2 separate regions of the Homo sapiens genome follow, and region 2 is linked to region 1. Evidence: read pairs that join two places in POLR2A ChIA-PET (ENCODE). Cell type or tissue: A673. All regions are shown on one strand.

Region 1 (5,000 bases):
ACTGGTAGAGGCCAGGTGACAGCAGCCTCTATGGTGGGACTCAGGGGCCTGAACATCAACCTAAAGAAGTAACAAGATTTGGCCGGGCGCGGTGGCTCACACCTGTAATCCCAGCACTTTGGGAGGCCAAGGTGGGCGGATCACAAGGTCAGGAGATCGAGACCATCCTGGCTAACACGGTGAAACCCCGTCTCTACTAAAAAATACCAAAAAAAAAAAAAAAAATTAGCCGGGCGTGATGGCGGGCGTCTGTAGTCCCAGCTACTCAGGAGGCTGAGGCAGGAGAATGGCATGAACCCAGGAGGCAGAGGTTGCAGTGAGCCGAGTTTGCGCCACTGCACTCCAGCCTGGGCGACAGAGCGAAACTCTGTCTCAAAAAAAAAAAAAAAAAAAAAAAAAAGTAACAAGATTTGATCTGGACTCAGAAGAATCACTCAGGCCCCTACTGTGATCCAGGCAAGAGAGGCTGATCTTGGCCCTGTAGTGACAGTGGAGACCTGAGCAATTTCAGAGGTGGAATCAGAACCCCACACAGGAATTCCTTTTAGACAGGCTGAGTCTGAGGCACCCGAAAGAACACTTCGAAAGTGAAATACACACCTCACTTTTAAAACCTGTTCTCCACATTTTCTTAAAGGAAGGCACACCTGCATGTGAGCCAAGACTGAATGTGAAACTAACAAAAGCTTGCCAATAATTGTGTCCTCATCCTCAGCCTGGCCATGATCTCTTAATTTTCATTATCTGGCTCCCAAAGAGAAGCTTGCTCTGCTTAGTCAATGTTCCTTTTAAAGACAGCCTGTAGGCCAGGCTCTGTGGCTCATGCCTGTAATCCTGACACTTTGGGAGGCCAAGACAGGAGGATTGCTTGAGCCCAGGAGTTTGAGACTAGCCTGGGCAACATAGTGAAACCCTGTCTGTTAAAAAAAAAAAAAAAAAATCAGCCGGGTGTGCTGGTGCGCACCTGTAGTCCCTGCTACTTGGGAAGACAAAGTGGAAGGATTGCTGATTAAGCTGAGGAGTTTGAGAGGCTGCAAGTAAGCGGTGATGGCATCAATGTACTCCAGCTGAGTGACAGAATGAAACCCTCTCTCTAAAAGAAAACCAAAAATGACAGCTTGTAGCTAACTCAAAGACACCTGTTGTCTTTTGATTCATCCATAAAGCATCAGAAATATACAAATAAATTATGCAGTGTCTTAGCCTGTTCAAGCTGCTATAACAAAAATAGCACAAGCTGGGTAGCTTATAAACCAAGAAATTTATTTCTCACAGTTCTGGAGGCTGGAAGTCCAAGATCAGGGCACTAGCACATTCAGGGTCTGGTGAGAGCCCACTTCTCTGATTCACAGAACGTCACCATCTTACATGGGTCTCTTCCTCTCTTGGGCATCTTATAGGGGCATTTATCCAATTCAACAGAGCTCAGGCCTCATGACCTAATCACCTTCCAAAGGCCCCACCTGTCAATACTATCACCTTGGAAGTGAGGATTTTCAACACATGAATTTTGGGGGAATATAAATATTCAGACCAAGCAAGTAGAGACTGGTGAGCAGACTAAGATGAACAAGACAAACAGGCCTCAGCTGCAGCTCAACTCCAGTGAAACAAACCTGTTACGTATGTGACAAACCCTCTACCCCTCAAAAAAAAAAAAAAAAAAAACTTCCAAATCCTGCGATTTTTTAGCCACTGCATTTAAATGTAATTCGACAGCTGCTTTAATGGAGCAATTTCCTTCATAACCCCAAATCCATTCGATTCAATAACATTAGTTCCCTTAGCAAATAATGAGCATCCATTAGGTGAACAGCAACCAGCTCTATGCTTAAACCCTATAAAGTGACAGAATGAGGGCAGGGGTTCTGGATTCAGATTACATATTTAAAAAAACAAACAAACAGTGGTGTCTGATCATCCGGAACACCGCAGCTTCTGCAAATACCACCCACTCTGCCTAGGCCAATAACAGCTTAATGAGTCTGACGGTGGAGCCTAAACCAAAAGCTTGCTCCCAACACCTGTATATTCCCCCACTGTAAGTATACCACTCAGCAAGGCATCCAGGACAGCAAGATGCTGACTGCTCCTCAGCAAAGATCTGCCAGTAAGAACAGTGGCCAAGGGCAAATTTTTATCTGTTGCAGGAAGTTGCATCATCTTCTGTACGCTATCAAATCAAAATGTGTTTCCAATTCCAGGAGAAACCCACCAATCCACAGTGCAGATCCTGTGTGCCCACCCTGTGTGACTCCACAGTAGGAAGCAGCTGTGATGACCTCGAAGTTCTGGTGAGTTTTGGTGAGAGCGGCTACACGGTGGGGTAGAACTACCCTCTAAGATTGGAGATGACCAATCATGCTTCCTACTCCCCTGCTGTAGCCCCGGGCAAAGCTGTGTAAGATACATTTATGCCCACAGCTTCTTAGCAAGACCTGAGCCTCACACTAAGATGACTGCAATCACATACAGCAAGGCCAGAGGACTGCTACAACACAATCTGTCTGCTCTGCAGAAGTGCATGCTCGAAAGTATTCAACAAACCATTTATTAACCACATATCTACCTAGGCATATCCTGTCCAAGAAATGCCTTCCTGAAAGTATGTTACCCAGACCTAACTGATGAAAAATTTAGCAACTAATTTACGAAGGATCAGGAAGTAAAGACTTGGGCTCTGCTTGCCCATCTGCAGGGCTCCTGCCAGAACACGGGCACTAATCCGTTGCCAGAGTTTAGTGCCTTTCTGGAGTGGCACCCTTGGTCCTGAACTGGCTCTGAAGGCAGGACCTTCGGCTTTGCTCAGTGCTTTTTGGGGATGCTTGAGAACTTTATGCTCAGTTCTGGAAGGAGCTATAAACTGATAGCAAGTTTGCTTTTTCAAATGAAGGGGCAGTGTTGGTGACACAGTTAACAAAAAAAAAAATTCTTTTTCATTTCTCTGCTGTGCTATAGTAGCAGAATTAGAAAACACATTCTGAAAACAAGAATTTAAAAATCAACTCTTTTTTTCCAGCTATCCTCCCTAATAAGTTATAGCCAAAATCAATACTCCCCTTTTATTTTTCATCAGGTATTTTTAACTTATTTTAGTTACTTCAAGCTTCCAACAGCTAGAGTACCTCATGTGGACAAAGCCTTACCCGCTGAGAAATGAAAGTTATGAGTGTGAAGGGATGAGGAAACTGGGTTACTAGGGTGACTGAGAATCAAACTGTTGTGTCTGAAACAGGCTTTTTTGTTTGATTTTGCTTTCTGCCCAAGGGTGTCTGTTTATACAACTTCTAAAAAAGATAATAACCTAAATTAAGGAGCGTGCCTGTTGGATGACATAATGTGGTTTACTGTGATCTAGCTGGGGAACAATGGTCACCATGCACCTTACTTCTGAAGTGGGTAGGACGCTCAGCCGGAGTGTGCTCCACCCCCTGCCCCTCAGCACTCAGTTCCAGAGCAGAAGGTGGCAGTTGCTCCAGGAAAACTCATGGAAGCCACTCATATGGAAGCCTCAGGGCACATAGGTGACAGCCAGGCAGCCTACACAGCAATGTCACCCCTGTCCTACAAAATGGGTTGTAGAATAACTGATAAAATCATGCAAGCTGCTATAAACAGTTACTGTGTCACGACAAAAATACTTTCACTCTTCCCAAAGGTAGAATGACAGTCCCTGTTTCCTGTGGCCAGTGGTGTCTCAAGTAAACCTATAGGCAAGAGCAGGCACCAACAACAGCCCCGATGGTATCCCCTAGAGGAGAGCAAGGGACCAGCCAGGGAGGATATGCCAAGTTAGACTAGTGAGGTGGCCTATTCACTCAGCCCCCAGGCTGGGCCCTGGGACACAGGCAAGATGAAGACTGCCTCATCCTACAGTTGCAGTAGTCCAACAGAGACATTCAACTTTAGGGACTCAAAAAGCCTATGTGCCCAGTTCAAGGAGAGCTAATAGCTAACACCTATGTTGCCCAGGCTAGTCTCAATCTCCTGGGCCCAAGCAATCCTCCTACAGAATCAATTTTGAGACCCTCACCTTCCCTATGTAACTCTTTCTGAAAACAGACGGGCATTCCTGTCTTTGCAACAGCTCCACTCTCCCTGAAATCTTACTATGGGGCATTCTTCCAAAGTTTAAAACACCTCAGGGCACCAAACAAAGGATAACTCAAAACACTGATCATCAAGATGTCTTCTTTGATGATTAATTATAGCCCATGGTCCCTTGAATCCATATGGCTTCCAGTTTTTATGTGTCTTCAACACATTTCTGTTATGGGTGAAATTTGGCCCATTTGGGGATGTTCTGGATTCAGAAAAACTGAAGACATACAGGTTTAATGGCATAGATGCTCTTAAATGTTTCTGAAATTCCACACCCCCAACACACCAAACGCCAAAATGTTCAAGCCAAGTTACAGAAATGTCAAAGGTAACAATTTTACTTGTATTCTTTACAGTACATTTTTCAACCAGGTAGATAAAATCAATTATCTCAAATTCTATTGTAAAAGGTATATCAAACTAAGTCAATCTTCATATTATTTTCATCTCATAATATGTTTAACAATTCCTACTTGCTATTAACAAAAACATACTATTATTTATGATTTAAAATATGGGATGTCACCTTACAAGCATGTGAAGGAGTATATGTTTTTTAAAAATTATTTCAGAGGGTGCAAAGACAAAAACCTTTGAAGACCATGCCCTTGAGAAAAGCCCTCGCATGGAGAAGGTGGCCTAGTAAACAAATGCTACAAGGCAAGGAGGGGAAGTCACTACCAGAGAGAAAGTGCAGGCAAGACTGAAGACAAGGAGGTGGGCATTCCAAGCAACAAGAAGAGCTTGTGCACAGGCAGAGAAGCAGCAAAGCCAACCTGGATGAGAGGTGAGGGGCAGGAGCCTCTGAGTCTAGAGACCAAGGAGAGTGGTGTGGGAGGAGAGGGGAGGCTCTGAGGACCTACAGTCCATGCTGAGGGGTGCAGATTTTACTCAAGCAC
Region 2 (5,000 bases), 81 kb before region 1:
TTCATGAAGTATTTCAATGCATGAATTGGCTACAAGAGCAGCACAAGTCATGTATATAATGGGTTTCAGTATTATTAGTTTAGTTTCTTTCAAAACAGTTAAACTCAAAATGTCCCACAGCAAAATGGTCAATACAAGACATTAACAAGAGAGTTTTCATAGTGATCACTTGTAGTCAAATTAGAACTCACACAGATCCTCCTTTAAGTGGGAAGAGATCTTCAAGGATCTGGTATCTGATACATCAAATACATTGCAGTAGTGAGATACTGGGTAAGAAGCTGTTTTCTTGTACCTCAGTTGTCAGTTTTTCAGTCTCCAGGAATGGATTTGATAATAGCCTAAACTGTGTAGGAAATAACTATAATCCAGTCATCCTTGATCCTTTTAAACACAATAATTCTAAGAGAATTAGGTAAGATGCAGTCATTTATCTTATCTTTCTGAAAACCATGGGATAGTGTGTCTGTTCTGTCCTGTGCATGTCAGTATCTGACTACTCATTTTCCCTGTTTGCCATATCCTAAAATATCATTTTATTTCCTCCATTATGGAACAGCTCTGAGAGTAGACGATACGTTGTCATCCCTAAATTTTTTTTTTTTTTATGGTAGGGAGAAAGCAACTGCCACCATAAGAAAAATATCTGCTATTCTAAGACATTCCCACATGCTCATCTCAAAGCCATTAGGAGTCCACTGGAAAGAGTTTTTATGCTGTTTAGCTAGTTGGGATTTTAACATTTTCAAACCGAATTACAGTTATTAATATTCCTTATGCTTTGGTGAAGGATGAAGAAAACTAGCTATATTATAGCTTTTGTTCAGAAGAGGTAAAGTGATTCTTTCATTCTTCTGCCAATGAGTAATATAGCCTGTCATGAGTTTGGAAAATATGTAACACCTGAAAATGTCTGTGTCTAAATAAAGAAAGAATAAATTCAAAGAAAAATATTTGTAATTAAAGAGAAGAGTAATTAGATCAAGTGTCTACAAACATACGGGTAAATTGCAGTGTTTTCTATTTCCAGGGGTCTTTATTTTACAGGTCACTTGTGGCATAATGCACTAGAAAGTTGTATTCTTGTACATAACCAGTCCCCAACTAGAAATGACATTAACAAATGCATCCACGAAATGCAAAGAACCACTTTAATTGTTGCTTTGAAACTCCTTTATCCTTTTATTTATAAAATAAATGCCATCCAAATAATGAGGACAAACCCTACCTTCCTTTCTTTTCCGTGTCATGGCATATATTGAAATACCAGTATCTGTACAGCACAAGGGAGTCAAAAAGGAACATGCTCAGACTAGAGGCACAGTTAACAGACTGACCACCTTGGGCTCAACCCACCACCCAGAGGGAAGAGCAAACCGGCATCTCCTCACACTTGTAACCTATTCACCACGCTCCACAGGGAAGCTCTGAGTTTAAGCCACCAACTAATAGATGTGCAAAATAAACCAGAGAAACTATTAAATATTAAAACTAGGATTAGCGAGAATAAGATAATAATTAGTCCTGGAAAACCTGACTAGCTATTATAATTTACTGGGCTCAGATTCTTACTTGAAAATCTATCTTCTGAGCTTTCACATTCCTCTAACATTTGTAGCTTTCTCAATGTTTAACAGATGAAATTAAAGTTACAAAATATTTATTACACATATCTTGTGAAAAAATGGAAGACACCAATATATAGTCAAAAAATAAAGATTAGCTGGGTGTGATGGCTCACACCTATAACGCCAGCACTTTGAGAAGCTGAGGCAGGAGGATCGCTTGAGCCCAGGAATTTGAGATGAGCACAGGCAACACAGCAAGAGCCCGTCTCTACAAAAACCTGTTTTTTTTTAATTAGCCCGGCGTGGCGGTACACACCTGTAGTATCGGCTACTTGGGAGGCTGAAGCAGGAGGATCCCTTGAGCCCAGGAATTAGAGGTAGCGGTGAGCTATGATCGCACCACTGCACCCCAGCATGGGCAACAAAGTGAGATCCCATCTCAAATAAAGATTTTACAATATAAATAATATACGAAATTAAAAATAGATGAATTTATGCTGAATCTTATCATTAGGTTCACTACAAAGGATGAAAACTATAGCAAACTCAGAGCATGTGAAATTCTTTCCTAAAGGTATCTCAGAATATTCCTTCTGTTGTGAATTTTGAAAACTTGTTTGTGCTAAGAACATTAGCTTTAGTGGACAGCTACTGATTTTTCCTATCTAAAATCCACTCCCCTTTCTTCTGGTAATGGTGGCTTGAATTGCTTTGGAGAATCATTTAATTTGTGTGAGGCTAACTCCACACCTAACACGTGGCCAGTTAAGAATACCTCCTTCCCTGGCCACAATTATTGGTCCTGGGATGCAGCCCGGATCCCATCTCCTTGTAACTCCTCCCCTGAGATTTTGCTCTACTGTAGCTTGTGGAAACTCTGTGGTTCTTTAATCTCTCTCCCTCCTCCCTTGTTTTCTACGCCCTGCCCCAGACATACCAAGCGTCTTTCAAGTCTTCAAACAGCCCACTCTCCAGGCTTGTGTCCCAGCTGTTCCCTCTAAATGGAGCATCCACTGCTTGAGCTGAACTGACAACCATTCATGATCATCTCTCTCCCCGCAACTGGGTGACTCCACAACATACTCCCATGGTGTCCTCTACTTCCCAAACACCCATTTCCATGCCTTCTAAGGACTTCCTGCTTCTCTCTGTGTGTCTCTCCCCAGGAGAAAGTTCTGTGAATTTGTTTTCTTCCCCATTTTATCTACGGTGCCTGGAGCTGTTTCTAGTATGTGGCAGATGTTTAATAAATATTATTAAATTAACAAATTACTGTACAAATATATTAGGCAGTAAGTCCTTATATTAGAAAATATTTAAATGAAAAATTCTGGTGGTTATAGGAATATATTTTACAATATATTGTAACCACAAAAGTTTCATTTGATATAACTTTGTAGAAAATCACTCATTATAAAGTCAAATACCTATGAATGGTTGTTAACACTTTGCAGGACACTGTTTGCTCCATGCCATTTTCCCAAATCCTTACAACAGGTAAACACAAAATTCAGCAACTACTCCACTCTGAAAAGACAGCTTCCCACCCCCACTTCCATACCAGCCAAATGAGGTGATTACAGACATGTCTTCTAATTGTATACAAAGAAAAGAATGTCATACTTCATCTTCTAAGCATCTCGGCAGCTTCCTCTAGTAGACCCAAGGCCCATTCCCAAACATGGTAGTTAATAAAACGGCCAATCCTGCCACCAGTCTCTGTCCTCTTGTGAGCGTGGCTACGCGGCTGTGTGCAGAGCTCCATTTTCTGTAGGTGGCATGCAGCCAGCTTCCTGGGGCTCTGGATGCCTGCCCGTGAATGGTACCACTCCAAAACTGGATGGCACATGGAAACCGTGCAATCTAAAGACCTGGTCAAAAGGCCACCTCAGCTTCGTGTCCGAGTTAGAGAAGAAGCCATATGAAGCGAGGGCCCACACATGCCTTCTTCTTCGTGAGCAGCTGTGAATCACACCTGTCCTTCCCCCTCTGTGATTTTACATCATTTTGTCATTCTAACAGATTGTAAAAAACCAGTTATGAGAGTTTCAGACTGGCAAATGCAGAGTCCTCAAACAAAAAGGCCATGGTATTTTTCCTTAGAAAGCAAACGTGCTATGAAACGAAATATTAAAAAGATGTAGAATAAACTGGATCCTCATTGTACATGTATATGGTGAGTGCCACTGGTACCACCTGCTCCCTCCTGCCTTATTCTAATTAAAGGCACAAGGATACTAACTGCTTTCCTAAGTGAATAGTTAAATGGACTCATACTTCTAAGCTGGTACAGCTTGAGGAAAAACAAACATCAAGGAAAATCTGAGACTCATTTAATACCTTCCCTAGAACTTTATAAAGATGACAGACTAATCTTCTATATGAGGCCTGTGACCTTGTCAGCAACATGAATATCTTTTCTTCCAGGTAATTTCCTAAACCTAGATTCTGACCATCTGGAGGGTGGTGAGAAGACGGAGTTTGCCTTCGAATGATCTAATTAAAACAGATCTCTAGATTTTGTCTACATACAGTTTTCTTTCTGTTCTTTAAGCTAATTTTTACTGTGAGGGGCACTGGTCTTCTCCCCATAGTTTCCAATTATTCTTGCATTTCATAAAATTCTATGGCTTTGCTCCCCAGTAAAAATAAATAATTATCACCAACATTCTGCAAGCACTTTAAAAACCCAGACAGAAACCCCACAGGTAGTGGGGTGCCCCCAAGTGAGGAAGGGCTAGGGAAGGCCACCGACCAAAATTGAAGAATTTTAGAGCATGAAGGAGCTGTTCTCATGCTAACTGTCTTGGTAATAATTTTAAAGGGATAGAAAAGAAATGGAGAGCATTTGATATTTAAGCATAATTGTCTTTAAATAAGATGTTTTTCGACGTTTTCCATGAGACATCAGTGAGTCTTTAAGACCAATATTAGAGTTCTAATTGAGCCACTTATCAGGAATGCAGCTGTAGCAAATGGATTGAAAACCACAAAATGCACAAATTACGAGCCCCATTCAAGGGAAAAAATGGTTAAAATTATATAGCAGATTTATAATACAAGTATAACTATAGTAAAAAAAATGCTTATTTTTCATGCCAGTATCCCAACAGCTCTAATACTAATATGGATAATAGGACAGGGAATAAAAGGAAGAACAAACTGATCCCACTTTTACCCTCTCTCTGTGGCCAAGAAGACAATCAATGAGCTGAGGTGCTGCTCGCACTTGAGGTCTGATCACCTAAAATGCATTTACCAAAAACTAAGCCTGGTATTAAGTGAAATTATAACCAAATGGCTATAAAACAACCCATTAACTCACATTCCTATTACAGTAGAATACGAAAATCAAAGCTATAAGACAATTTGATAAGTAGCTACTATTAAATAATAATGGTAATAAATTGATATACAAGTTCAATAATATTT

The links. ChIA-PET counts read pairs that join two places held together with the same protein. Peaks named below come from ENCODE experiments on the same cell type or tissue, not always from the same donor. Only the 100,000 strongest peaks of a DNase experiment are listed, where the experiment ranks them.
Region 2: POLR2A ChIA-PET joins it to region 1 with 5 read pairs; 5 of 35 experiments call an interaction of 5 or more read pairs at or near these places.

What each region holds. Positions count from the first base shown.
Region 1 is chr1:232,597,316-232,602,315 of GRCh38, forward strand. The region is part of intron 1 of SIPA1L2 (signal induced proliferation associated 1 like 2); the gene reads right to left. Among named protein-coding and RNA genes, the nearest start is that of SIPA1L2, 30 kb to the right of the region's middle. In A673, no CTCF peak of the experiment used is centred here; a DNase peak (open chromatin) is centred at 2,176; H3K27ac peaks cover 1,934 bases.
Region 2 is chr1:232,516,038-232,521,037 of GRCh38, forward strand. All of the region lies in intron 2 of SIPA1L2 (signal induced proliferation associated 1 like 2), which reads right to left. Among named protein-coding and RNA genes, the nearest start is that of SIPA1L2, 110 kb to the right of the region's middle. In A673, no CTCF peak of the experiment used is centred here; no DNase peak of the experiment used is centred here.